Linked DNA regions of Mus musculus: all the other regions are linked to region 4. The links are chromatin loops, found by intact Hi-C in ENCODE. Cell type or tissue: left cerebral cortex. All regions are shown on one strand.

The links. Peaks named below come from ENCODE experiments on the same cell type or tissue, not always from the same donor. Only the 100,000 strongest peaks of a DNase experiment are listed, where the experiment ranks them.
Region 1: a loop joins it to region 4, with 4 times the contacts of the local background. A loop is called at or near these places in 5 of 42 quality-filtered maps.
Region 2: it touches region 4 in a loop (7-fold over the local background); 3 of 42 quality-filtered maps call a loop at or near these places.
Region 3: a loop joins it to region 4, with 8 times the contacts of the local background. A loop is called at or near these places in 10 of 42 quality-filtered maps.
Region 5: a loop joins it to region 4, with 5 times the contacts of the local background. A loop is called at or near these places in 3 of 42 quality-filtered maps.
Region 6: a loop joins it to region 4, with 5 times the contacts of the local background. A loop is called at or near these places in 4 of 42 quality-filtered maps.
Region 7: it touches region 4 in a loop (6-fold over the local background); 3 of 42 quality-filtered maps call a loop at or near these places.

What each region holds. Positions count from the first base shown.
Region 1 is chr9:61,553,573-61,557,572 of GRCm38, reverse strand. No RefSeq gene overlaps it. Among named protein-coding and RNA genes, the nearest start is that of Gm39350, 40 kb to the left of the region's middle. In left cerebral cortex, a CTCF peak has its summit at 3,778; DNase peaks (open chromatin) are centred at 368, 2,160, 2,753 and 3,739; H3K27ac peaks cover 550 bases.
Region 2 is chr9:61,753,107-61,757,106 of GRCm38, reverse strand. The region is part of intron 6 of Gm34828 (a long non-coding RNA gene); the gene reads left to right. Among named protein-coding and RNA genes, the nearest start is that of Gm34828, 67 kb to the left of the region's middle. In left cerebral cortex, a CTCF peak has its summit at 3,238; DNase peaks (open chromatin) are centred at 58, 638, 1,576 and 3,076; H3K27ac peaks cover 743 bases.
Region 3 is chr9:61,828,620-61,832,619 of GRCm38, reverse strand. No RefSeq gene overlaps it. Among named protein-coding and RNA genes, the nearest start is that of Gm34828, 8.2 kb to the right of the region's middle. In left cerebral cortex, a CTCF peak has its summit at 2,138 (motif pointing right); DNase peaks (open chromatin) are centred at 2,187 and 2,695.
Region 4 is chr9:61,370,016-61,374,015 of GRCm38, reverse strand. It overlaps Tle3 (transducin-like enhancer of split 3), which reads right to left and starts at 1,650. Exons shown (of 20, transcript NM_009389.2): 1 at 555-1,650; 2 at 1-63. The coding sequence starts at 578. It overlaps Gm34157 (a long non-coding RNA gene), which reads left to right and starts at 3,526. Exons shown (of 3, transcript XR_379512.3): 1 at 3,526-3,632; 2 at 3,729-3,856. In left cerebral cortex, CTCF peaks have their summits at 567, 1,750 (motif pointing left) and 3,628; DNase peaks (open chromatin) are centred at 676, 1,717, 2,521, 3,426 and 2 more places; H3K4me3 peaks cover 3,592 bases; H3K27ac peaks cover 3,301 bases.
Region 5 is chr9:61,515,647-61,519,646 of GRCm38, reverse strand. Gm34424 (a long non-coding RNA gene) reads right to left here. Exons shown (of 5, transcript XR_379518.1): 3 at 699-807; 4 at 1-209. Among named protein-coding and RNA genes, the nearest start is that of Gm34424, 7.9 kb to the right of the region's middle. In left cerebral cortex, no CTCF peak of the experiment used is centred here; a DNase peak (open chromatin) is centred at 1,530; H3K27ac peaks cover 717 bases.
Region 6 is chr9:61,712,500-61,716,499 of GRCm38, reverse strand. No RefSeq gene overlaps it. Among named protein-coding and RNA genes, the nearest start is that of Gm34770, 53 kb to the right of the region's middle. In left cerebral cortex, no CTCF peak of the experiment used is centred here; DNase peaks (open chromatin) are centred at 1,964 and 2,481.
Region 7 is chr9:61,576,517-61,580,516 of GRCm38, reverse strand. No RefSeq gene overlaps it. Among named protein-coding and RNA genes, the nearest start is that of Gm39350, 17 kb to the left of the region's middle. In left cerebral cortex, no CTCF peak of the experiment used is centred here; DNase peaks (open chromatin) are centred at 1,346 and 2,054.

The DNA of each region.
Region 1 (4,000 bases), 180 kb before region 4:
TGAAAGAGGCAAGAAGACATGTGTCCCTGTGTACGTCTAGTCTCTGGACCTTGAGAGCTGTGGTGTAAGGATGGTGGCGATCCTCCTAGCACACATTAGGGACTGTGATGATTGGGAGGCTGAGCCTGTATCAGAAGGCAATGGGACTCGTGGCCTGGCCAAGGCTCCCTGGAAGACTCCCTAAGGAGTAGCAGTTGAGGACAAGGAACCTGTGAGATCTGGGTGTTACTACCAGTGGGGTCTTGCTTGTCTTCTGAACAGCTTTGGCTATAGGCCGATCAGAAGCCATGTGGGAGGAAGGCTCATGGCAACCTAGTCTTGTGGCTTTAAATACCAGCTCTATGCTAATGCCGCCCACATTTATATTTCCAGCTCAGACCTCTTTCCTGGACGTCAGTCGATATATCCGAACACCCACTCAACATCTTGACTTAGATGTCTAACAGGCATCACAAACTCCACAAATCCAAAGTCCCTAAGCCACCCCCTCCCCAAACCCTCTCCACCCACAGCCTCCCTACGGCACCAGTAACACCTCTAGCCTACTGCTCATCTGAAATATTTGGTGCCTCCTCCACCCTCCCCCCCCCATGTCCAATAAAGCAGCTTCAGCTGGATCCACACTCTGGCCACTGTCCCTACTTCCCTGCTAAGCCACACCACCCCCCAGTGCAAGCCACTGTCACCATATAAGGTGCCCAACATTATGAGCACATTATTTCCTGAGTCTCCCAGGTCCCATTTCTGTCACCCTACCCGCTCTCTCTAGTTGGGGGCAGGATGGCTGGCCAGTGAGCCACTAAGAATCTGCTGTTTCTGCCTCATTGATGCTCAGAGTTCAAGAGCTCACTCGCTCAGTTCGCTCACCCTCCTGCCTCACCTTTCATGTTTGTGTTGGAAATGGAACTCAGGTCCTGGCTCTTGCATGACAAGAACTTTACTCACTGAACGAGCTGTCTTCTCAGCCCCAGATCTGTTTAGTATGGAACCGCAGAGCCTTTGGAAAAATAGTTCAAGTCTCTTGTGCTCAGAACCACGCAACGATCTTCCACACCATGCAGAGCAAGGTCCCTCAAGATGGCCGACAAAGCTCTCTGTGATCTGCACATCCTCTCAGCTCCGTGCATTTGACCTTTGCCCTAGCAGCTCCGTCCTGCCCTTGAGACTGTGGGCTCCGTCTTCTGAGCTCTGCTCAGTCAGTAGATCCCAGAGCTCAGTAGATCACTCTCTCTAAACAGCTCCTCCACCACTTGTCTCCTGGACTGACAACCTCATCTCTACCATGGCTGTTCAAATTTTCTTTTGTCTGTGAAACCACCCTACACATCCCATTTTCCACTGCTGTGCACACCCTCTGAGGCATGCTCATTCCACTCTTGCCAGATCTACCTTACCTTTCATCTCTTCCCCAATTTTCAGAAAAAACAAAAGAAAACAAAACAAAAACAAAACAAAACAAAAAAACAAAACAAAACAAAACAAAAAAAACACCCAACATAGTAGACTTCGGAATTACAGTTAATGTTTTTCTATGCTCTGGAGACAAAATGAGTCTGTTCTGCCTACTGGTGGGCTCTGTGCACCATTCAGATGTCTGCCCTAGTTTGCTTCTCTGTTGCTGTGATAAAACATTGACTGAAGCAGACTTGGGGAGGAAAGGCTTTTCTTCCTCTTAAAGGTTACAGTCCATCATAGAGAGAAGCTACAGTAGGAACGCAAGGCAAGCGCTTGAAGCCGACACCACACACAGAGCACCACCATTTCCTGGCTTGCTCTCAGGCTCACAATTCAGTATCGTTCTCTTTTAGGCCAGGCCCACCTGCCTAAGGTTGGTACTGCCCCCAGTGAGCTAGGCCCTCTTATATCTCTCAGTAATCAAGAAAACTCCCCACAGACATCCCTGCAGGCCAAGCTGATGGAGGGGATTTTTCAATTTAGGCTTCCTCTTCCCAGGTATGTCAAGCTGACAACCGAGAAGCGCCATCATAGTGTCTGAGCAGACACTTAATAAAAGTGGAATGTCAAATGTTTGTCAGAGTTTGCCAGTGTGTCCAATTGGTACAACGAGGTGCGTGGCCCAGGACCAAGCAACAATGATACGAAGCCAGGAGTTCTTTGAGTTACATACAAGAGTTGTGTGAAGCTTCCCGAGGAGGGTAAAAAGAGGGCTCTTTCAAGGAACTCAGGACGGAGCTGGCAAGATGCCACCAAGCCTGACAACCTAGTTCCATCCCTTGGGATCCACATGGTAGAAGGAAAAAAATTGAATCCCTCATTGTCCTCTGACTAACACGCACGCACACATACATGCACACACACACACACACACACATGCATGCACCTACACATGCATGCACACATGCACGCACCATGACATGTATTTCCCCACACCCATACACAGTTAAATAAATAAGTATGATTTTATGGGTTTAAAAAAAAAAAGCCAAGATGAGTGGGCCTCACCAGGGTCCTCAAAGAAATAATTCTGAATACAGATGTTCAATAATAATAACAGAAATTCCCCTTTTAGTGTGTGACTCTTTTGAAGATGTGTATGCTGCCTTCCAGTGATGGACATGATGGACTTTAGGGTTCCCCATTCGTAGCTAAGAAAAGGAGGCTCAAAGAGACAGGCAGGCTTGACAAGTACATAGCTAGGAGGTGAGTGGGCCGCCACATTTGCCAAGGCTTGAATTCCCTCCCCGCTCCCATGAACTCCAGTATGACTCAGTGGCTGACAGAGGGAAGGACAAACATCAATAGCCTTGCGTAGTCAGAGCAGCTGGGGTTGTCGCTTTTCAGAAATAGCTAATCTGGAAGACTCTCCAGAGGCTGAGATCATTCCAAGAGATGCCAACTCGAATTCCTTCCTACAGTCCAGTCCCTGTTCAGGCACCCAGAACATTCTCTGGACGTTTGCAGAATGGAGTCTTTCAGTGACCTCACCAGAGGCCACCCTTCCCCTCTGTTCCCTATCCCAAAATGATGTCCCTTCCTCGAATAGTGAGCCGGCCTACTTGACTTCTGTTCTTCCCTCCCCTACCCCTTTGTGTGTATGTGCTTATGTGCAAGTGTGTATGCATGTGTGTGTGTACATGGATGACGGAGCCAGAGAACAGTTTCAGCTGCCATTCCTCAAAGGTTGTCCATCTTGTTTTCGAGACAACTCTTGCTTGGCCTGGGACTCAGCAAGTAGACTAACCTGGATGGCCAGTAAGCATCAGCACCTGCCGTCCTCCCCAGCATTTACAGAGGACCAGACTCGGGTCCCTCAAGCTTTGTAAGGCTTTACTGTCTAAACTATTTCTGCAGCTACATTTTAACTCCTCTCCTAGGAGGTTATAAACCCAATAATGGGCCTGGCAACGTAGCTCAGTGGATAAAGACACCTGCTCCAGGCCTGATGTCTTAAGTTCAATCCTGAAAACCCTGATGGTAGAAGGAGAGAACCGGCTTCCAAAAGTTGTCTTCTGACCTCCATGTGTATACCGTGGCATGTGTGTGCTGCCCCTGACACATGCATAAATTAATTAATGCAATAAAAAATTAAAGATCAATAATAATCAGAAGAGTGAGCCTGACATTTTAACTAAAACAATAGCATTGAAGGCCAAAGGGCTTCATGTTGACAAGACAGAGGCCACACTGAGCGCATTAGGCTGCCAGCAGAAGGGAGCTGTAACTGTGCCCAGCTGACAACAGCTGCATACAAAGCAGGCCATTCACACTAACAAGTTTTTTAGAATTCTATAGTGTGTAACTTGGACTCCTTGGGGTTGTTTTGTCTAAGTCCACGGATGCTGGCCCACCCTTTCGCCGGCAGGGGCTGTGGTGCCTCTAGAGTGCATTCACAGAAGTCCCCCAGAGCCGACCATCTTGGGAGGGATGCTCTTAATAAATACTACTGGAAATGCTTGCACTGCTGTGAAACTTATCATTTGGAATGCAACCCTGGGCTCTGTGTGTGTTCCGTTGTACAGTGCTGGTACTTGTTGCCTCT
Region 2 (4,000 bases), 380 kb before region 4:
GGCAGCGGGCACCCCCGCGTCGCCGCCATCCTGTCCCCCTTCCCGCCCCCCAGCCTGGAGAAGCCACCGCGGCGCCCGATGCCGCCCTGTGTTATCAGGCACATGAAGTGCCGCTTCAATGAATATAGATTGACCTTATTATAGCAGCCGGCTGCTGGTGCCAGGCGCAGCCAGGCATACTTTGCACAAATTAAAGGTGTCAGCATGTAATTTACGGTTCATGGAGGAGGAGAAGGGCTGGTGGGGGTGGGGGAGGCGCCAAGGTGGGTAGGAAGGAAGGTGGGCTGCGGTGGGGCTGGCACAGGGGCTCTCACACACTAATGACAGGAGGTGCAGCGGAGGTGTCATTTCCATCCCTGGCTTTGCTCATTTTCCCTATTCATCGCTCAAAGGTGGGGCTGCCCCCTCCTCGAAGTCCCCCCCCCCACCTCCGCACCGTGTGCATGTGTGTGTATTTTGCAGCTAAATTACTGGTTTTACCTGAAGAGCGTAAAGTAGGTGTGCTAATTTACGGCTTGGCAGATAAAGCCTCAGTATGGGGAGCTGTCTGGGAGGCCTGTAATACGACATCATTTGACTAACACACCCCAGAGCGACTTGACATCTCAGAGTTGGGCCTGTGATTAAAGTTGTGGCTTTCTTCGCCTCCCTCTCCCTTCTCCGACACGGAGAACAGATTAAACTCTAAGTAATAGATCTCGGGTTTCTTGCCATCCCACTGATATACACAGTACACAGTTTGACACAAAGAGTAAGTTATAGATCACAAACAACAGCCTCTGCCCTTCACCGCCCAGAATTAATTTCCCATTTGCTGAGCTTCCCTGTTCTGCAGGCCCATTTCCTGGTGAGCAGGGCCGGCTCCCCTCCTGCAATGGCAGGGGATACAAATGGATAGGGACACTTAGCTCTGGACAGGTAGCGTGACCCTAGAGGCTTTCAGACAGGATAGCTGAAGGGAAGAAGTGACTTCCTAGTGTCATCTCCTGTGTTTGGGTGGCTGGGTGGGGGTGCTCAGCTGGGGCTTCTGATTGACAGCTCTGGACCCTAGATGTGGATGGGGTCATGCTAAGGGGGAAGAAGGCAGAGGGGCTAGACAATGCCCTGAATGCCCCCAAGTTGCCATGTAAAACTGTCTCCTCCACCCCATCTGGGTCATGCTTAGAGGTCACTGATGCCTTCATTGGTCCCCAGGCTTGGCTAGTGTGGGTACCAGCAGGAGATGGGAGGACAGAGCTCTCTCAGATCTTTTCTGCTTCTCCTGAGTGATACCCCACCCTAGGAAGAACTGCTCCTCAGACGTGGGAGGGGACAGTCCCAGAACCAGCTCCTGTACCCCCTAGGACAACAGCTGGCAGCTGCTCTTTCCCTTTAGCTACCTCATGATCCCTTATGGTTCCTTTAACCCTGTTGGCCTCTGTCACAGCCTCTCTACTCCTACCTCTGCAGCTACACCATCTAGGGGAATTCTCCCTCCCATGGGGACCTGACTGGTACCTGGGGTACCTATTCTTTCCCTACCCTCAAAGACTCTAATGCCCCAGTCCTCTGCCTGAAGGTATGCAGCAAGCAGGAGGCATTCAGATCTCCATGGCAACATGCTGTCTGTTAGGCCATTCTAAGACATACCGCAAAGGACTTTATACATGGAAACCCCATTGTGGGCCCACGTGACACTACCTGGCTAGGCCCAGTAAGTAGCAAAAGTGTAAGGCCTGGAGATGCGGAACCCAGGTCTGAACTTTAGCCTGGCTATAGGCACAATGTCCCCTTCATTGTGTGTGGTTTTATCATTCCTGGTTCTCATGTGTGCATACACATATATACCTAAACACAAGGCATGCATATACACACACACACACACACACACACACACACACACACACACACACACACATAGATACACACACCACACATACATATATGCATACACAAATACATATCTAAACACACAGGCACGCATATATACACACACACATATATATATACACAAACACAACTGCATACACATATGCATACTCACCTATTTTACACACCATGTGCACACATGACTTGTATATCTTGGGGACAGAAGTTGAGGATGATCAGGGAGGAAGGTCCAGAAGTGGCAAGGGCTAAAGATGGCTGATTGGGCCAGGGAAATCAAGAAGGATTTTTTTTTTCTGGAAGAGGCAAACTGGTCCTGAGATGATTAGACTGCCATTAGAACAGACTACATGGGACCACCAGGTTGCATGGCGGTAGGGAAGTGCATTAAACGTACAAACACCAGGGCCTGGAGAGGTGTCTCAGTCAGTAAGGTGTTAGCTATGCCAGCATCAGGACTTGAGTTCTGATCTCCAGCACCCATATAAAAGCTAGGCATGGTGACACATGTCCAAAACCCCAGAGCTGGGGCAAGTGGGGACATAGGTAGGTCCTGGAGCTTGCTGGTCACCTGTCACACCCAGTCGACCGGACGATCTCCAGGTTCAGTGAGAGACCCTGTCTGAATAAAACAAAGTAGACAGTGGGTGAGGAAGACACCTGATGGGCCCAAATGCTTGTCTATGTGTAGACACATGTCTACAAAAGCAAGCTCACACACCTGTCTATACACATCACACACATCACACACACACACACACACACACACACACACACACACACACACACACACACACACTACAGATCAAAGCCTTCTCACAATCTTCCCGAATCAGGCCCGAATTGGGGGTCGCAGCCCTGAGAACCATGTTGTTTTTCTTCCAAGGGCATCTAGACCCCTCCCCTAAGCCCCACTGCACACTGGGAAGGACAGAAATGAAATAACAGAGGCCGAGGGACTTGCTCAGTGTCTCACAGCAATAGTTCTAAAGCCAGGAGAGAACTCTGTTTCTCTGCTCCCAGTACAGTGCTCACTAGGGACAACTACCTACTCACACCCCCACCCCCAGCTTTCCAGAGGACAGAGTAAAAACGAAGCTTCCCTAGAGACCCGGGCTCAGCCTCCTCCCCCACCCTGCAGCCGGTTCTCAAGATGGCAAGTGGGGGGGTGGATGAAGGTGGAGGCAAAGTGAGAACACGCCTGGAATAACACGACATTTAGAAGCATGAGTCACACTGGCACTTGCTGTTTTCTCCTGCTTCCCCCTCTGCACCACACACCCCCAGGCGCTCTGAGCTGTAGGAACACCGAGTCTGGACAGGGCTTTGGGGAACCTGCCTCAGGGCGCCTGCAGGAAAGAGAGGAGATGGCTCTGAGCCTGGCGCTCCGCCTCCTTGCTTTGTAACTGTCTGATACATTGTACTTCTCTGAGCTCAGCCCAGGACCTTCGGCATCAGGCTTTTCTGTTTCCTGGTGCCACCATCTTCCGCTGGTTCTTGACAAGCTCTCTCTTTCCTGCTGTTCTAGAGCTCTACTGCTCTGGCGTAGTCAAGGAGTCTCTCTGGTGCCTGTGATGGCCGGAGAAGGGAGGACCTGGTTGGGTTAGGGGCTGGGCAGGTAGTATGAAATGCTTCAGACTCCTTGTTGCCAGTCTCAGCTCAGGATCAGTCAGCCTGCTGCATGACTAACGGGGGGATGTGGGACAAGGACAGCCAGTGGTCCCTTGGGCCTCCTCAGCTTGTGCCCTTTGTCTTCACTGGAAAAGGTGACTGGATCTTCTTTAGGGTGTGCTGGACATAGGTGCCTGGGTCTTCCACCTGTACTACCTTGAAGTTCCTACATTGATAATGGAAGAGATGTGTGTGTGTGTGTGTGTGTGTGTGTATACAGACCCAGCCAGATCAGGCAAGCCTACTGGATCTCAGGTCCCTGCAGTTCAACAAACAGTCTTGGGCACACAGCAGGTGCCTGGGACAGATGCTGAATGGAGCCTGTGACCCCCTTGGGTCTTCTCAGTAAGCAGAAGGCTAAATTCCCAAAGTGGTACCTTTGGGCAAGGATCCTCTGTGAGCCAGGGCAAGGGATAGGCTAAGGAGCCCTGTCTATGTGTGCCCTCTGGGGTCTTACTGCAGA
Region 3 (4,000 bases), 460 kb before region 4:
CATGGATAAGTGTGTGTAATATGTACGCCAGACTTGTATATATGGGTTTCCCATGTGTGTAGGCACGTGTGTATACGTGTACATGTACAAGCACATATGTGTGGCTGCTGGAGATTGAAGTGTCTTCCTTGATTGTTTTCTACTTTATTCATTGAGGCAAGGCCTGCCAATCGAACCCAGAGCTCTTTGATTGGGTTTGTCGAGCTACCCGACTTGCTCTGAGATTGCCCTGCCATACAAATTCTGGAGTTACAGGGTGGAGCTGCCATACCTTCCTGGCTTTTACATGGGCATCTGAATGATTCATGCACTGAGCCATCTCTCCAGTCCTGATGGCTTATATTGATTGTCACCTTGCAGAATCTACAGTCGCCTAGGGGACAAGCTTCTAGGCATACCTGAGAGGATCCAGACTAGATTCTCTGAGATGAAAAGAATCTCCCTAACTTGGGTGCACATTTTAGGGACTGGAGGCCTAGGCTGAAGAGAAGGAGGAAGTGAGATAAACAACAGCAGCACATCACATCTCCTTCCTGACTACCCTGGGTGCAACGTGGCCAGCTGCCTCAAGCTCCCACTCCCATGCCTTCTCTGCTGCAACGGGCTGCACACTGAAACTGTGAGCCGGAACAAACCCTTTCCCCTTAAGTTGCTTTTGCCAAGCATCGTGACACAGAAGCAAGATAAGTCATCAATCAATTCATCTGTTAAGGCTGGCCCTTTGGACCAGGAAGCCCCAGGTTAACAAAGACTGTGAAAGAATAGAGACGTGCCTTGTACACACAAGGTTTCCCATGATCTGGCGCAGAGTTGATACTTTGGCACATGCTTGGTGGACACACAAAGCCCACGAGGAGTGCGATGGCTGATGGCATGTGTTGATTTGCATATGCTACGGTGACTGGTGGTTTAGTCAGACACCAGCCAAGGTATCACAAAATATTTTATGTCCGAGACTAACATTTAAATCAATCAAGCCCACTGCCTGTTTCTGTCTAGGTGATTAGAAATCCAGTGGATTCCAGGCCGATGTTGTGAAGTTGAACTAGAGACTGTGATCTAGAGCCGAGGAGCCCCTCTCTTTGGCTTCTCTGGGGGCATATTGGTTGATGAAGAGTTGTCTTGAGCTGCACTTTATTCCAGGGACATCCTACCCATGGCCCAGGCATTGCTAGACCAGGCCTATGGTTATTTTGAGTGGCAGCAGGCAGAATGACATCATCTACAGAGTTCGTGATTGAGAATCATGCACTCAAGTTACAAAAATTGCAACAGAAACCACTTCATAGTATTTTAAGTAAGTTTAAAGTTTTGTCTTGGGCCAAATTCCCATATATTCTGGCCTGTACTTGCTGTCAGGTGGGTTAGACACTCCCGGCTATGTCATCTCGTCCCAAAAGCTTTAGGCACTGGTCAGCTCTGCAGACAGTGGACAGGGGACAGTTCACAACAGTTTCCCCTTCTCCCTTTCGACCTCCTTCTTTCTCTTTATATGTATATTCATGAGCGCGCGCGCACGCACACACACACACACACACACACACACAGACAGAGAGAGAGAGAGAGAGAGAGAGAGAGAGAGAGAGAGAGGAGAGAGAGGCATGTGTCTTTGTATGTGGCTCTCCATACCTAGCCATACATCTCTAGCTATTTTACTTCTGTGTTCTTTGACTCTTGGGGATCCTAAGTAGGGCAGAATTAGGGAGGCTATTGTCCTTGTGAGTAGTGATGACCTTGAACTACAAGTTGGGGACACTGGAAGCAGCCTCTGCAGAGAGACAGTCCATGATGGAGAGGAGCCTGTCTTACTAGCAGCTCTTTTCTGATCAGGGTCTCCCTAGGCATCCCAGATTGGCTGGAACTTGGGATCCTCCTGCCTCAGCCTCTCTGGGTGTGGGATTACAGATGTGCACTACCATGCTGGCTCACTAGCAAGCCATTCCTCTAGGTGGTCTGTCAACAAGACACACCCTGCTGATCTACCCCTGGCAGCGGTATCATGCTTTTTTGGATCCCCTTGGAAAATGGATGGAGGGGCTGTTATAAACTGGGACAACCCAATGGGGGCAGGTGCCATTCCCCAGTCTCCCCTGCCAGCCTTGGTGCCATCCTCCAGCTATGGTGCAGGAGTGTCAAACAGTAGAGGGCACCAGAGGCCTGTCTCTGCTGTGACAGCCTGTTTTGGTGGCATCAGGCATGTGTGGGCGAAGGTGGTGCGGCTGCTGTAGGAGGTGGTACTCTGTCGTAAACAGGGAGAGCTCCGGATTGCTGCTGTGCCTTTTTAACTGTAGTTTCATATGGCTGTATGAGGCCAACTACATCCAGTGGGCTACAGAGAGCACCTGGGACCAGGACCTGGGGGTGTGACGCGCCTTGGCTTCTCAGGAGTGGGTCTTACATGATTAGGTGCTTTTTCTCTCGGTCAGCTCTGCATTTCACTGCTGTGCGTCAAACCTGGGAGGGCAAGCTAGGAGCCAGGACAAAGCACAGTGGGGCGCAGTGTACCAACAGCCAGGCTGCATGGCCCAAAGTGATGAGGCTGTCCCCAGACTTCTTCTCTCCAGTACCTTGAGTTTCACCATCACACTTCTGCCCACTGGCTGCCCTACTCCCACCTCTCTACTCTGCACAATGTTCTGGTTTCAGGAAGAAGGGAAGGATGGAGGTTGGGGAGGGCGGCGACTGACAGTAACAGTTTTCACGGACAGATGCGCCTGGGGGTGGGGTGATGCAGGGGTGGTGCCATGTGGGATGGAGAGCTTCATCCTTGCTCTGCTTTGAACTGGTGTTCCGTTCCAGCAGCTGCATGTATGCTCTGCTGAGCCTTTCCTTTCCAGAGCTTCGGTTTCCGTCTCTGTAAAAAGGGGCTCAGGTGATCTGGGGTTCTCATCTGGTCCTTGTACCTTGAGGTCCATGTGTTGAGGATCAGGCTCAGGGAGGCACTTTGGTCTTGGGGAAGGGATGGGAAGGAAACAGACTCTGAGAGTTGTTAGCTGGCTGTGCTGTTCTGCCAGGAGTTGTTCCAGCCTCTGCTCCTGTTTGATCTCCTTTGGTGTTGGCACGTGGTCATGATTGACACATCTCCAGATCACACAAGACCAAGGTCAGGTGAAATCTGTCACCTCTAGCCCTGCTTGGCTCTCTAGGAAGAGAGGTTGTTAGTGACACCAAATTTCCCACACTCCCTATCTGTCTTCTGTAGGTCACTGTCCTTTACTTCCCGGCTGTGACCCCTCCCACATGGGCAGATGATCTGTCCTCCAGAATGTCAGGCATGATCTGTGGGCAGTCACCTAGGGATGGATTGGGGCGGGACATGGAACTGTTCCTTGGCACTCAGCTGTGGGGTACTTCTTTTTGGAATGACTTTGTTGTCCCTCCTCTAGGATGGCCAACTCCTGAGGCTCCAACCTCTTCATAAGGCTACTCCTGGGTGGGACTGGCTAGAGATGCAAGTCTTCCTCAGTCCTTCAGTCTATTTACCTTGGCTCAAGCTCTGGATGCTTGGGGATGTAGTAGGGAGAGAGACCACTTTTTGGATGTCTCCAGCACTCCCAGGATTCCATCCTAGAGTCTTAGAGTTCAGCAGTGTCCACAGAGCTAATCCCTCACCACTGGGCTTCGTGAGCACCCTGGATGGCTCTCAGATGCCTGTTACCTCCTTAGAGCTCCTGAGGTAGGGTGCTAGTGTTTTCCTCCTCTTCATCACTGGAGGCATCTTCAGTCCTTGTGGAGTGTCTTGTTATACCACTAGGCCCACCCTGCATCTGGTTATTTACATAGGCCCAGCAGGATGCAAAGCCACCGGGGATGAGACATATGGAGATGAACTGAAAATGGTCCCCGTGGGGCTGGGAATTAGTGGGCATAAAACTTGTGAGTAAGTGGCCTGAACTGGCTCTAATGGAGCCAGTGGAAAGGGCCTGGCCCTGCCTAGGAGTGGGGCAGGAGTTGGAGGCCAGAGGTTGAAACCTGGCCTCTTTGAGTTAGGGCTGAGACC
Region 4 (4,000 bases):
GATCCTGTCACAGGACTCGGCCACAGTGAATTTAAATCCCGGCTGCCCGGGTTGATGGGGTGCCTGGAGCCCACAAGGACAACATAGGGGAGAGGAGTGGGCACATCAGAAGGGCTCCACGCGGCCCCGTGCCTCCTCTGGGTCCCTGGCCCCCTCCCCGCCGGGAGCCTCCGGCAAGGCCACCACCCCACAGCCCAGAACCTTCCCAGCAAGTTTTTCAACGCTCTCCCGACGGGGCCCGGAAGCGGGCATCCCGACCACCCCCAAAGCCAAAAGGGCTCTGGCGGCCAAGTGCCGAGAGCGCGAGTTGGAAGACTTAGGAGAGGGGCCGGGGCGGAAGCCAGCGTCCCCCTCCAACGCAGGCCGCCCGGGCCACTCGAGCGCAATTACCCTTGGCTCTCTACGGCGCCCCCACCCACCCAGCCCCTTTGTGTGAGCGCACACACGCGCGCGCACCATAAAGGTAGCAACAAGCAAAATGGAGGTGCTAGATAAACTGCCTCGTTTACCCTGCCATGATAGATGCTTAAATAAGCCTAGTTGCAATTACTCACCGGATGTCTGCCTTGCGGATACATGGCAGGGAGGGGTCGCGATTCCGAGAGCTTGGAAGCGCTGAGAGCCCGAGCCGGGGACGTGCGGGGGAGGGGGGAGGCGAGCCCGAGCGGGGGGCGGCCGGGGAACCGAGAGCTCGCCCCCGGCCCCCCCAGCCCGCTCTCGCAGCGAAATCCCAGAGTCGGGCGTGCGCCCCAAGTGCAGACAAAGAGCGGCGGAGCGAGCGGCAAAGTCGTCGGCGGGCTCGCGCTTTGTGCGCCTAGGGCTCGGCCGGCTGCGGCCGGCCGCCTTCCCCCGGCTGCGTGAACAGTGTCAGAAGCCGGGTCTGCGTGGACATCATCGGCTCCCTGGCGGCTCCAGTGCGGAATCCCGAGGCCGGGGGTTTGCGGGAAGGGGGATTCTCCTGTCCCCTCACGGGTCAATCAGGACGATGAGGCTGGAGGGGGGCGCGTCTGGGCAGCCCGGAGCATCCGGGGCGCGCGGGTCAGATCCCAGAGGCGGTCGGGCCCGGAGCTCGCGGCGAGAAGAGAAAGGAAGCAGGCCACCGAGGTGACGGCTTGAGGACCGTGGGTGAGGGCTAGAGCCCAGCGAGGACGCTTCGACGCCCCCCCACCCCCCTCGGAGAGGAGAGCCTGCTGTTCCGTCTGCTCCTGCCGCCGCCGCCAGCCCTTCCCAGGGTCGAGGAGGAACTCCGGGCTCAGTCGGTGCAAATAATGAGCCGTGGCATCCTAACTCCAGCCGGCATAGGAAGCCTCGGCGAAGGGGTCCTCTGCTTTCAAGTGGATCGGCCGCGTCTCTGGCGAGGAGCGGTCTGCGTCCTGCCGCCTAGGAGCGCGCAGGCTGGAGAGCACCGGAGGGGGAGACGTAGCCCGAGCCCGGGAGCTCTGCGGCTTCTTTCCTTCCTCCCAGCCTGGCTCTCCTCTCCGCGCCCCGACAAACCCCCAAAACACACAAGCACACGCACTCAACACACACACGTACACGCACTCAAAAAAAAAAAAAAGTGCCTCGGACCTGCGGATACCACACACAGACAGGCGAAGGGGGCCGAGCACGAGGTCTGAACTGCCGCGAGAGCAGTTCCAAATAGGGACTGAAAAGTAACAAAATAATGTGGCGGCTTCGCCTAGCGTTGGCCAATGGGAGTGCGAGGCTCCCACGTGGGGCCACGGGACTCGGACTGCGACTGGGCGCCGCCAGGCGCGACGTCACAATGCCCTCTTGTGTCTAAAACTATGCATGAAAAGTAGCAATCAGGCCCTACCCGCTGGTGACTTTCGCTTGGGAGTGAAAAACAGCGCTCCTCACATCAGGAATTAACCGAAAGACATATAATAAATAGATATATATTATAGTCCTGGGCTGCTAGGTTTTTTTTCTTCTTTTTTTCCCACGATCTACTAGCAAATAATTATTTGGCGGGAGGGGAGAAGGAGAAAACGAGTAACAACAAAAGGGGGGGAAAAAAGGACAAGCTGTACAATCCTTAAAACCTGTGGCTGGTAGTAATGGATCAGTTGATTCTGCAGAGGCGGCGAACGATTGCCCCCCTCTAATCTCATTAGGGTTGCAAAGCAGCCCAATTAGATACTATAAAACAAACAGAATCACTTTGTCAGTTTAATGTTTTCACTTCAAAAGATTTAGGACCGATAAAATGCTGGCACCCAAAGTTACCTCCGACCTCTAAGACTGTTCTCCAAACTGAGTTTCTCTTTCTTTTATCCGTTTCTGCCCCCTCTCCCACCCTTGGGCGCCCCGCTTTTCTCCTTTGTTCATTCGCCCTTCTTTTCAGAAAGCCAAATAAACAGCGCCTCTGATGCAAGGCGGCTGCCGGCGAGGGGGAAGTCTGAGAACTCTGGCTTGGCGGGCCGCGCAGATGGAAGGGCCTGGCAGTCTGCGGACAACAGGCTCAGTAGTGCGGCTAGCCCCATTTGGGGCTCTTGCCCTTTGGGGACAGCTACGTCCTGGCCGCAGCCTTGCCAAGGCGGGTTCCTCAGCAGTGCTCCGGGCCCGAGATGGTGAAGAAGGGAAAGCACGGAGTTGGGGCCCTCCTGGCTACGACCCAGAGTTCCGACCCCGTTTCTTGGCCTGATGGCCTGCCTGGGCACATGCATCGGCAGCCACCCGTGGAAGAGCGACTGCGAGCCTGGAGCGTCCCTGGTCACCAGCATAGACACCCAAGGAGGCGTAGATATTCGACTCTGGGGCCCATCTGCTCGCAGACAAGGGTCACGTCAGGGCACACTGCCCACCCTAGGTCCGCCGGCCTCGGAGAACCAACGCCGAGTGGGCCGCCCAGGTGTCCTCGGGTCCCTCCCGGCTTTCCCACCAAGCTTGCACGCAAGCACACGCTCCTGGCCCGTTGCGGGCGCGCGCGAGCCGGCCGCGCGCCCCCGGAATCTATATTTTCCCCTCATTAGGAGCCTGAGTTTCGCGTTTGCATCTTAATGAGTAGCTGGGAGCGCGCGGGGACCTCCACGTGAGCGGCCGCCCCGAGATGGAGCCTCTCAGCGCCCGCTCCGGCCTCGACCACGCTCCCCTCTTCATTTATTTATTCTCCTAAATAAAAACATAAATCGTGTACGATGCGCACCGAAAAGGGGGAGGGGGCAGGGAGAAGCCTAGCTCGACAGATGCGAGCATCTGGCCAAAGCATCCATTAGTCTCAAAATGGCTCCTCTTTGGAGCTTCCCTCTCCCCTCCCCCTTCTCTGCCCTCCCCCTTACGTCACGGGTGGGCGCACCCGCTTCCTACCCGGCCCGCCCCTTTCTCGCTCCAGCCCCCACGTGGGGCGCGCCGGCCACGCCCCCGAGCAAGTCTAAAACCCAATCACAGACCAGCAAAGAGACTCTCGACTAGTAATTGGTGGAGATTCCGAGAGCTGTCAGTCCTTAGCCAGAGCTGTCAGTCAAAACCACGAGGGGTGGGGGAGCGCTGACAAATGCCGAGGCTTCTGAGCCTCCCGCTTGCAAATAGTGCTTGGAATGGCTGCTTAATTAGCTTTGAATGGCTTTTCCTTCCAGCTCAAACAATCTGTCACTACCATGTGGTATAAAGGAGCCATGCATAAAAAAGTAAGCAGAGGCTAAATATCAATTTGATTTTGTGTATCAAAGGAATATTTTATTTTTCTCCCTAGTAATGAAACGTATCAATTTAAATAATAAAAGGTAAAAACACACACAAACCCTGAAGAAAAAAAAAAGAAGAAGAAAAAGGAAAGAAAGAAAGAAAAAAAAGGAAGAAAATCAAAACCCAAACTCCACGGTGTTCCTACTCCTGCGCACGTCTGAAATAGGTAATTTCTATGGGCCGCGTTCAGGAGGAAGTCTGAGATTTTCCATCTCCACCGCCCCCCTTTAAACTTGCATTTAGTTTTGTTGTTGTTGTTCTGGTCTTAGGAGTGCTGGGGGGGGATGGGTGTCGAGGAGAGGTGAGGTTG
Region 5 (4,000 bases), 150 kb before region 4:
GCTACTGATTTAGCAGCCGCTCTCTGGGAGCACAGAGCCCTGACTGACCAGTGAGATGGGCTGGCTTGATTGTCAACTTGGCTTGATTGAGAAGTGCCTAGAGATTGATATGAAGCACCCCTGGAGAGTCTTCAAGGGCATTCCCAGAAAGGGTTAATGATGGAAGACCCACCTTGAATGGGGGTAGAAACATGCCGCAGGCTGGAGTTCTGGCCAGAATAAAAAGCAACAAAAGAGAAAGCTCAACAAAAGGGTACTCCTCTCTGCTTCAGTGTGAGCTGCTCTGATCCACCTCACTCCCGGCTCCCCACCCCCACCCTAAGCGACCCAAACCTATGAAGCCAAAAGACCAATAAGTCTTTCTTCCATGTTGCTTTTCCTAATTTATTTGGTCATGGGGGCAGACAAATGGACTAACAGTCCATTTCCACAATGTGACCACACACAGAGGAGCCAGTTTCAAAAAACCCATGTGACATTCCAGCCTGCGGAGCTGAAGGGAGCATGGCCATTTGGCTCCGGTGAGTCCATGGGGTCCTCTGAACACCAGGCTTGCCCACTTCAGAGCTAGTTGCACAGCTGGGGTCCCACCAATGCTCATACCACAAGACCCCCAGCTAAAGAGCATTCTAAGCTCACAGGACCCGAACAGCAGCCAGTTCTCGGCCCCATTCTGAGAGTGAGATTTGGTGCATTACCTCGCCATAGGCTCAAAATGACCTGCAGCAAAGACATCGTGTGACTTCAGCCAGTCCAGCCGTCCCCTGTTTGACCATCCACCCATTTCCTCAGACTCTCAGGAACATCCTGGAAGGGACACTTAGTAGAGATAGCAATGGAAACAGTACCTTCAGGTCACACAGGATTTTTCTAACAAGAAACATCCATCAATCTGTACTGAGAGGTTAGCCATGGAAGGAAGAGGGGCTCTTCTGGGGCTAAAGAGAGTGAATATCCACACACAAGGGATCCGTGGAAGGGCCCTCTTGTACCAGGAGGGCATTCTGTGGAGAGTCCATGCAAGGACTCTGCAGAGCACTAAGGCTCCTAGCCATAGGCGCTGTCTGGGGCCTCCAAGCAAGGCCTGTCAGATGGTTGCCTCTGTGGAAGTAGACGTTCCAACTGTATTCATGTGTGTGATATAATTTTAGAAGAGCTTGGATGTCATCACATCCCAAAATACCCTTCCTTAATGTCTACTTGCTACATTAATTCACCACTAGAATTTATCTTCTTTAACTTAATACTTGATTGCACGTTCAAATGTGCATCTTCCTGGGAAATGGGCAGTTTGTTCGAACCCACTGCTGGCCAATACTATATCCCTCTGCCGTGGTGAGGCTTTAAGTCCCTCCTCAAGGGAGAGCCGGTCGAGGGCTGGGGACAAGGGTACTGGGTGTCTGGGGTGGGGGCTGGAGAGCAGCAGAGCCGTAGGCCTGGAGGGTGTGGGAGTACTGGATTCAGTCTTGGCTGCCTTCATGAATGCGTTTGGGGCTGGGCCTGTCCTAGAGATATCCCAGAACTATTTTGGGAGGCAGCAAATTTAGCTGGTAGCTGGTTTAGCAGATCATCCAGATATGTTGGTATTTCTGATGAGACAATCTGTCTCAGAAGGAGACGTGCAAAGCCTTCACAACCCAGAGGGATGTGCCATTTTGAGCACAGCTGTAGATAGTGCATAACCCACAGTCTCTTCCGCAGGCCAAGCCCAGCGAGAGGCAAACCACTCCCAACCATGAGCTCTTAGTGGGTCCAGAGCTTGCAGGCAAAAGCCAGCCTTCTTCAAAATCATTTGAACAGCATGACAGAGCAGCTGACAGATGGGGAAACTGAGGCATCACCCTAAAGTAACTCTGGGACTAGATGGAATAGTTAGGACTTCAGCCCAGGGTTTTTTTTTTTTTTTTTTTTTGGTTTCAAATCTCATTGTAATTAAATTTTAAATTTTAATTTGCATATTTAATGAGCTCATCGGGTGTTATAATTTCAGCTGTCAAATTACTGCACAAGATTTTCTTAAAAGGACCAGCTTTGCTGCCCCTCTGCCCTCCTTGGTCCCAATTTTTCAAAACGTAGAGCCACCAATTCCTGGATTTTAGCTATTTCTTCTTACATTAATGCCAAATTTGTAAGCAAAATAGTTAAGCTTTTGTATCTTGATCTAAATCCCTTTTCTTTTCTTTGTATGTGTATGTATGTGTGTGTATATGAGTGTCTACATGTATATGGATACATGTGTGTGCATGCATGTATGGTGAGTGCACCTGCGATTGTTCTCCACTCTATGTACTTGACACAGGGCCTCTTTCTGGACCTTGACATGGCCAGTTCAGCCAGCAAAGCCAGCCAGCTTACTCCAGGCGTCTCCTGTCTTGGCTCTCTGAGCGCTGGGATTACAGGACGGCTGCTGCACTCACCTGGCATGTCCTTGGGTTCTGGGAATTCCAACTCAGATTCTCACCCTTGTTCTCTGTGCGCGCTACCCACTGAGCAATCTCCCCAGATCCCCCATCAAAAAGTTCTTAGGAATAGATTAGACTCTTCCTTAAAAAAAGAAAGGTAAGGGTTTGAACTCTTTATACTCTCATAATCAATCAATCAACCAATCAATCAATCAACCAGTCAATCAGTTTCTCTCTTCCTCTCTCCTTCCTTCCTTCCCATGCTCACACTGGTACCTGTGCACACATACACATCCCCTTTATCCTCCTCTGCATACCACAGCACCATTTGGTGACCATTTTTATTTCTGAGGTACAACTAGAGATAATTAAGCCAATTAAGCCAGATTCAGAAAGACAAATATTGCATGTTTTCTCTCGTTTTTGAGTCCTGGAGTTTACCTAGATACACAAAATTACGTGTGTGCAGATGTCATGCAAGTAAAACCAAAATCATCTATGGGAGGAGAAGGGGCTCATGGGAGAGAAAGGGGCACAAAGGGGACAGAGCAGGGTGTTGGGGGTGTTTCAGAGGCCATTATACACTTGCCCCAAAAGCCTTATGTTGCCCAGTATAGCCATTTTTCTGAGTGCCTGCCTCAGGCAGAGACCTTGGCAAGAGGATTCTCCTTAGGTAAGAATGAAGCTGAATGAGACTCGAGCCATGAGTACCAAGAACCCCATTCCTGCAAGGAAAACATGGGTGACCTTCCATAGCCATCACCTTCATATACCACACTATGGCTCTGGTCCTTTGGGGTCCCTTTTCCGGAGCACATGCTGTGAAAATCAGCAAATTATAACTCCCCCCAACGCTGAAGCCGGAGCCAACTCTGAGTCGACATGCCGGGCCTCGTTCAGCTGCGCTTTCTGCTCTTGTTTTAGATGAGAGTTTATACAGGGTCTTGTGAGCAACACAAGCGCATCCCAGACCCTCATCCCTGAGGGACTTGAGCCTGTGTCATCCCACCCTTCTTGCACTATCTGTGGATGCTGCAACTCCTCTGTTACTTGTCAAAACTCAGACACATGCACGTATCAGCTGGCTGCAGCTACCTGCTTCCTTGATTCCAGATATAAGAATAATCACATCCCGATGGTTACTGTCCACCTCCTGCCAAATGGTGACTCCCAAATTCCTTCATGTGCTGGGCTCTTGACTCAGGGATGCCAGTGAACAGGTCATAGTCTTAGAACTAATGGAATTCTCATAGTGTCTCTGGTAGAAGCATGTTTCCTCTGTGCCAGGCCTGGGCCTAAAATTTCAGGGAGCCTCCTCCCGTGGATCAATCAGAGTGGAAACAGGAGGGGTCCTGCTGTGCCTGCCTCTTTCGCATCTCAGAACCATCAGTACCACCTTCTGGGATGATGGCCGCTGCCCTTGTGTGCATCTGTATAGATTTCTGTCATGGGTCAGTTCTCTCTCTACATAAAATGATGGCCAGCTGCAGCCTACAGTTCTGTCCACAGAGGGATCTCTCCTCACAGCTAGATTTCAGTTAAGCTGTTGCACAATGACAAGCTATTGTCAGCTGTGTCTGTATCCCAAACTGACCCAT
Region 6 (4,000 bases), 340 kb before region 4:
TCATCATTTTGGGATCTACTTGGCTTTACCCTCTCCCCCTGAACTGCTAGGGTTACAGACATGTACCACCACACCCAGTATTTTGTTTTGTTTTGTTTTTCTTGTTGTTGTTTGTTTGTTTATATGGGAAACAAGAATCTGAACCCAGGTCTTCATGCTTCTGTGGCAAGCACTTTACCCAATGGAACCATTTTCCCATTCATATACACACACATATATGATCTACATAAAACAAGGGTCCTTTAATGACAGGAACATGTTCTGAGGAATGTGCCATTAGGCAGTTTGGTCACTATATGAACATCTGAGAGTATGCTTACACAAGTTAGGATGGTCACGGTGCCACTAGCTGATAGGAGGGACAGGGAACTTTATTAGAAATGTGGTCTCTCAGGACCACACAGATCATTCTGCTGAGCACGGTGCTCTTAGTCTACAATCCAGAGGAAGGATGCTGGACTCAGAGCTGGCCCTGCCAGGGCATCTGTTATCTATAATTCAGAGAGAGCAGTCAATGAGGTCAGCAAGTAACAGGTAGTTGGAGTGACAATTAGATCAGAGCATAAAGTGTCCTTTAGTTCATGTGTTTTGCTTCATCTGCTTTTGAGAGGTGGTAACATTCACTCTATTTGTAGAGTCCAAACTTTGGGCCAAGTGTGGCCAAAGATATGATATTTGTAGGCATCACCATGTCTTGTAGTGACTTAGAACATGGCTTCCTTTTTCCTTGTTCACTGAGAGGAATCAGACTGGTGCTTCTGTTAGCAAAGTACCTGTTGTATAGGCATGAAGACCTGAGTTTGACTCTCCTGTAGCCATGTGAAAAATCAGGTTTAGCTATCTATACCTATAACTCCTGTGCTAGTGAGGCAGAGACAAGCAGATTCCTGGAGAGCATTGGCCAGCCTGTCTAGCTGAATCACAGAGCTTTAGGTTCAAGAGAGACACTGGATGTCTAACTTTTCATCTCCATATGTACATGCACACACTTGTACATGCACACATACACACATGCACACATTCCACAAATGTGTCTGTATACCACACATGTGCCCATGCACACGTGTGCATGTGCATGCACACACAAAGTAAATAAAATGTCCAAGATAAGCTCTATTAGTTATCTAATGAGAATAATAGACAGTAGTATATCAGTGTGTGTGTGTGTGTGAACATAAAATCAGAGAAGGAAACTGGTGCTCCACAGTGCCTTCTGAGCATGTGCTCTCTACAATCAAAGGTCATCTCACTATACCCCACCCCCTCCCAAAGGTCCTCCATCATCACTTAGCACCACTATTGAGCTCAAGACTTCAGTCACAATGAGAACTTTGTGGGCTTGCTCAGATGGTACTCAAACCACAGTACCAACTGATGTGTCTGAGGCAACGATGCTGGGGAGTGTCACCAGGGCTGTCTTTGGAAGTGAGGGCAATCTGTCAATCTGTGGCATACCATGTAAATAACCAAAGAACCACCAAGTCTGCCTGCCTCACCAGCATGTCGGCACCCTGAGCAATGCAAGTTCCCAGGGAGGACGTGAGACTACCAAAACCCAAGCAGTCAAAGACCCTGCCGCTCCCCATCCTCGGGGCCCCTTTGAGTCCAGGCCAAAGCCCTACTTAACAGCCGTTTTCCTTCAGTTTACAAAGGTGAGGGGAGCCCAGTCCTGGGGTTTTAAGGCTGGATCTTATTTCTATTAAGATGGCTGTTGGCCTCAAAAGATTAACTCGCCGTCACCCTCCCCCTTGGAAGCTGATCCGAGTGGAAAAATGGAGTTAGAAAATTCCTCCTTCCTTTCCCTCACACCTCAGCAGATTAAGGGGGAGGCTTGACGCTGAGTTGTGGGGATTTATGGAAGTATGCAGGCGCTGGGTTTTAAATGCTCGCTCCCTCTTTGCGAGGTTGGCAGCGCTGCCTCCTATAAATCCTCCCTCCCTGGTATGTCTTAGCCTTTCCTCGCCAGCGATGCGGAGGCCTGCAACACCTTTTCCGTGCAGTAGCCTGTGAAAATATTGAAGTCAGGCCCAGAAAAACACCAGCCCAGAAAGGGGAAGCTTTGATGTTTGCAAGTTCTTTTTCAGACAGCCCTTGCCAAATCTTCATTTTTCTAGTTTACAAGGGAAGGGATTCTGACCATCTGTCGGCTGTCAACCCGTGTTTGTTTGGATGAGGATCTTATTTTTTTTTTCCCCCTCATCTAGCACTCCTGTTCTTACAAGTAGTTTATTGGACTTCATAAATGCCAGCTTTCTGCATGCATTCTGTAAGCAGCTTACAATTTAGTGTTTAATCAAAATTGAGCAGTCCGCGTCTGTAATCAATCCGAAGTGGGAGGTAACACTGAGCTAGAAGCTGAGAGTGCCCTGGGACCAAGGTTTATGCCTCCCAACTGTCTCCATTAGGATGGAGTTGGTTCTTGAAAGTGTGGGGGTGGTACAGTGATGTGGGGAAATGCTCAGATCTTGGGCTCCTACGGTGTGCTGTTTTTGTGAGTGTGTTTCACACTGCTTGCCAAAAATCTTTCCGCCCTACAAACCATCAACCCACACTCCAGCTTACAAAAAGTCAGCATTTTTTTAATTCCTTGACCAGCAAGTCAGCAGAGATCTCTCTGTTCTCACCTGAGCTGTTCACATACCTGGACGTAGGCTGGCCGTGGGGTGACCTTGATAGACCTCCTTCCTGTAGCCCAAGCTTGTCTCCTCTTGCCCTCCAGAAGCTCAGGAGGGTTTTCCCTCCTGGCAACTTCAGATACAGAGGTGGGGAGGGTTGAGCTTAGCCATCAGAGCACTTGCCCTACCACAGTGGTGAACATCTCATTGGCCAAGGCAAGTGATGTGACCAACCTCAATGGAAGAGGGTGTGTCGTAGCCCATGAAGACTTCTGTAACAAAATGCCCAAAGCTGGTTGCTTATGAACAACACAAATGTGTTACTCATTGTTCTGGAGGTTGATAACCCCAAGATTGAGGTGCACTTGGCGTCTGAAGGAGGCCTGCTTACTGGCGCACCGACGCCATTTTCTTGCTTTACATTTATATAAAATATATATTTATATACAATATATGTAATGTGATATATATGTATATATATACACACGCACGCACACATATATGTCTCTTGTTTGTGTTTTCACATCCACATATCTCTGTGTGAATGCATATGTGTATGTGTGTGTGTGTGTGTGTGTGTGTGTGTGTGTGTGTGTGTGAGCATATGAGAGTCACAGGTTGATATTCGATATCTTGAGTGGTTGCTCTGTACCCTTTTTGATGAGACAGGGTCTCTCACTGACCTGGGGCTCACCAATTTGGGTAGACTGACATGGAGGGCAGTGAACCCCAAGGATCCTCCTGTCTCTGCCTCCCTTGGCAGCACAGCTGTGTACTACCACACCCAGCTCTTTGTGAGGTTCTAGGGAGTGAACTCAGATCCTCCAGCACTTCACTAGCTGAGCTCTCTCCCCATTCCAATGCCCTCTCCAGTCTACTTGGGAGGCCTGCACCCTAATGAGGCAGTTATGGCCTGAAGCCCCCCCCCCCCCATCTGCTGACACCATCAGGCTGGGCATTAGCCTTTGGCATACGAATTTTGAGGGGGCAGATTCTAAAACCTTATCGGGAAAAAGATGCCATCCCTTAAAGTGAGAGGCAGTACAGAGTCATAGGCAAAGGCCATGAGTATAGAGGGGTGAACAGGAACCAGGGTCCTACATGCCGTCAGTCTGTCACAGTAAGCGAGTGTCTCACATAAAAGGTAATTGCTACCTTCCTCATGTCCAGATGGAGAAATGCTAAGAGGCAGCCATTCCCCAGGTTTCTCAGCAGTCAGCAGCCAAGCCCCGTTCTTCTTCAGCCGAGTTTGGAGGCTGCTTCCCCTGACTCTGCATCCACTTTTCTGGGGAATAGGTGGAACTAAGTCTTCCATGTCATTCCCCTCCATTTAAATGATGAAAGAAAGATCCAAGCAGTAGCTGACACAGTGGTCGGGCTCATTG
Region 7 (4,000 bases), 210 kb before region 4:
GTGTGTGTGTGTGTCTGTGTGTGTGTGTGTGTGTGTGTCTGTGTGTGTCTGTGTGCATGTGTGTGCATGTATGTGTCTCTATGTGTGTCTGTGTGCATGTGTGTGCATGTATGTGTCTCTATGTGTGTCTGTGTGCATGTGTGTGTATGTGTATGTGTGGGTGGCTGGGTGAAGGTTGGAGGTCAGCCTCAAATGTCATTCCTCACAAACTCTATGTCTGTGGAACCTGCGGATGAGGTTAGATTGCTTGGTCAGAGAGCCCAAGGGTCTGCCTGGTTCTGCCTCCCCAAGCACTGGGGTCACACACCACCATGCCCAGTTTTTTATATGGTGTCTGGGGCTCAATCTCTTGTCCTCGTGGTTGTGAGATAAACGCTTCTGACTGCTCTGTCCCTCCAGCCCAGAGATGTCCACTTTTATTCAGTGGATACTTACTTCAGGTGACAGCCCTGAGCTAGGCATTGTGACAGAAACGAATGAGATCCAGCCCTCAAATCTTGCATGCTGGGTCTTCACTTCCCACAGCCTTTGATGGAGCAGGGGCGTCTTCTTACATTAGACTCTCCCTAGAGGACATATGAATGATGTTTCCTTAAAGAAAGCAAGAATTTCCTGGCGTGATGGTGTGTGCCTATAATCCCAGAACTCAAGAAGCTAAGGCAGCTTGAAGATTATGAGTTCAAGGCCAGCTTGGGCTATATACTAAGCCCCTTAACAAAGCAACTCTGCTAACAGGTTTCCCAACACACATCTGGCTGCGCCATGCTGAGTCAAACATGAGTCCTTGAACAAAGAGCCTCTTATGGCTTGATTGGCCTTCGAGTTCCTGGTGCACAAACTCTCACAATACGCAGAACGTTTCTTCCCCCAGAAACACATTTAAATAAGATTTTCTCAAATTGGATTTCAGGTGGTTTCACTTCTCTCGGCTCTGCTTTGAAGCCAAACTTACCTTTCCCGTGGCCTACTTCCGCACAGCCTTCCCGATGATTTTAAGCTAATCTGTTAAACCACTTTGCATTTAGAAGGATTTAACCAATATTAGAATACTATTTTACTCCTCCCCAAGAAAGATAGGGCCTCTAAACCCATTGCTGCACTAATCCGGAATTTCACAACACACGTTTGTGCAGGGCTAGAAGGCTAGGCAGGCTTGGGGCCAAAGCACAGAGCCCATTGGAATTTTTATTGGTCCCAGGGACACAGGCTCTGCCTAAGGTATCTTTGGGAGATGTCAGTGTCTCACAGCAACCTTTCCTCCCCACTTCAAGGGTTTCGGGTCTACTGTGAGTGAGGTAGACCTGCCTGTCCCCCGGGGCCAGCCATCCTGTCCCCTGAGTGATCCTGGGCCTCTCCACAGTAGGAGCAGTAGAAGGTTACTTGATTTTCTGCCTCTGTCTCGTTGTGTGACTGCAAGGTCATCCTCAGTGAATCGTGTGTGACCTTGATCTGGGAGGCAATCCCTGTTGAATCTTTCAGATCAGAAAAAGGGGTGGGGCAGATGTACAGAATTGAATGTTTCCAGAGAACCTGGGAATCTTGCAGGGATGCAGGACTAGTAGGTTTCATAACCACTGGGCAATAGAGAGTATATTTGGCCTTTCTCAAGAATGACTACCTCAGGAGCTCAAGAGGACAGCTAGGTCCCCTCATCTGTCCCACCAGAGCCGAGCCTTGGAAATGTAAAATACTAGGAATTGAATATTGTTACAGTGATTGATGTCCTTGCTCTTGCTGGAACTCAGGAAAGGAGGGTGTGGGCAAGGTTATAGGAATGGCGGGCCCTTCTCTGCCACCTCTTCATTATTGTCCTCTGCTTGCTCATTTCCCTAGCCTCACCTGTTAGCCATCTGCACTGTGGCGTGGTCCACGTGCTCATGACATCCTGGCTGTGGAAAGAGCAGGGGAGATCGTCTGTGCTGTAGCTATACATACATTGGATGCAATGAAACGGGGGTGGTGTTTGTGTCTCTGTTTTCTTTCAGAGTGGAGCTAGGGATGTGTCTGCCTGGAACATCTGCTCCTGGGCACCGTGTATTTAACTGCAGTGCAGAAAATTTAAACATGAACTTAAGTTCTCTGAGACTGTGTGGAGGGAGATTTGGCCATCAGCGTTACAGTTCTTTTTCTAAACCAAAATGCCCAGATTGAGGCATTAAAATGTAACACTTCCACACCCACAGGGTGGGAGGAAGAACACAGCTACATATTTACAACCTGATTTCTCTGGGGAAAGGTAAGAGCTGTTGTGTGGTGTGGCTTCCTAGTTCGTGTGTTGGCTCTTCAGTACATTTTGTTATTTTCTGTGCACTCAAACACAGACCATCTGAGTGAACACACACAGCAGCTGAGAGCGCTTCCTCCTCACCTTGCTGGGTGTCCCTCCCTAAGAATCTGTGCCAGACTTCAGGGCGAATTCTCCAGACTTGTAAGGCTGATGATGCCCTGAGGCTTATCCACTGGAGACAGCAGGGTTAAGGCTGAGACCACTCTAGCTATGTCTCAGCTAGGTTTTTTATTGCTGCGATGAAATACCATGTCTAAAAAGCGAGTTGGGAGGGAAGGGTTTATTTGGCTAACACTCCTATACTGCTATTCATTATCCAAGGAAGTCAAACGGCAGGATCCAAGAGGCAAAAGCTAATACAGAGACCATGGAGGGATGCTGGTTACTAGCTTGCTCCCTATGCCTTGCTCAGTCTGCTTTCTTATAGAAGCTAGAACCACCAGGCCAGGGATGGTACCACCCACAACGAGCTAAGTGGTTAATCACTAATTGAAAAAAAATGTCTTAGTGCGGGGTCTTATGGAGGCATTTCCTCAAATGAGGCTCCTTCCTCTCTGATGGCTCTGGCTGGCATCAAATTGACACACAAACTCAGCCAGTACAAGTTGTAATGACAGCTAGGGGGAAATCCACTGGGACCCAGAACCTCCTTGAACATGACCAGGAAAGGTCGGCCCTAGGGATCTACTTCCTACACACAGAGCCTGTAAGCGACTTCTATCCAGGTATCCAAGCAGACTTCACATCAGCCGATCAGTCACAAGTCTTAAACCTTGAGTCCCAACAACAGCCTCCTGGGTTTGTCCTTGTTGTCCTCTGCCACCATCTTGAATTCTCTCCCTTTTCTCTCGCACACATGTGTGTCACTGTCAGATCCCAAGTGAGAGAAAAGATAGAATGGGGACTGCCCTTAAAATTGTCATCATGGATCCAGTGAGATAACTCAGCAGCTAAAGGTGCTGCCTACCAAACCTGTTGACCCGAGTCGTCTCTCTTGAATCCACATGGTAGAATTGACTCCTACAAATTGTTCTCTGACTTCCACGTGTTGCTGTGGCATCCAAGCCCTCTTGTGACAAAATAATATATGAAAAAAAATCCCATCCATATAATCACTGTCAGTTCATAGGCTTAGATGTGCTTAGAGTTTCTGAGAATGTCTGTCAGGAAGTTTCTAGATTGGGTTACATGAGTAGTCAACGGACTGGGGTCCTAGTCTGAGAAGAAAAAAGAGAAGCTACAAAAATTTATCTATCTCTGCTTCCTAACCAGCTGGCTCACACACCTGCTACCATGATTCTCCCACAGCAATGGGCTGGACTCTAAAACTGTGAGTCAAAAATAAGTCCCGGACACTTAAGTCACTGTTGTCAGAGACACTTATCATGACAATGAATTAAGTGACTGACAGATGATGTACACACCTCCCCATCCAAGAACATGGTATACTTCTGGGTATTGTCTTCTGGGCATCTCTCAGGAAAGTTTTAACATTCTTGACTTAATTCTCTCAGAGCATTTAGACACTTCCTCCATATTAGCTAACAACATTAAAAAACTAAACTCATTTTTTTTTAAATCACAAGAAACAATTTCTTTGCTTCCTGGTGGGGTGGGGGTGGGGAGCGAGGGAAGGCCTGCAAGATCAGGCAACACAGAGCCCATGTTGTGCCAGGCAATGAGTGATTGCCTGCGTGGCAGAGGCTTAGCATC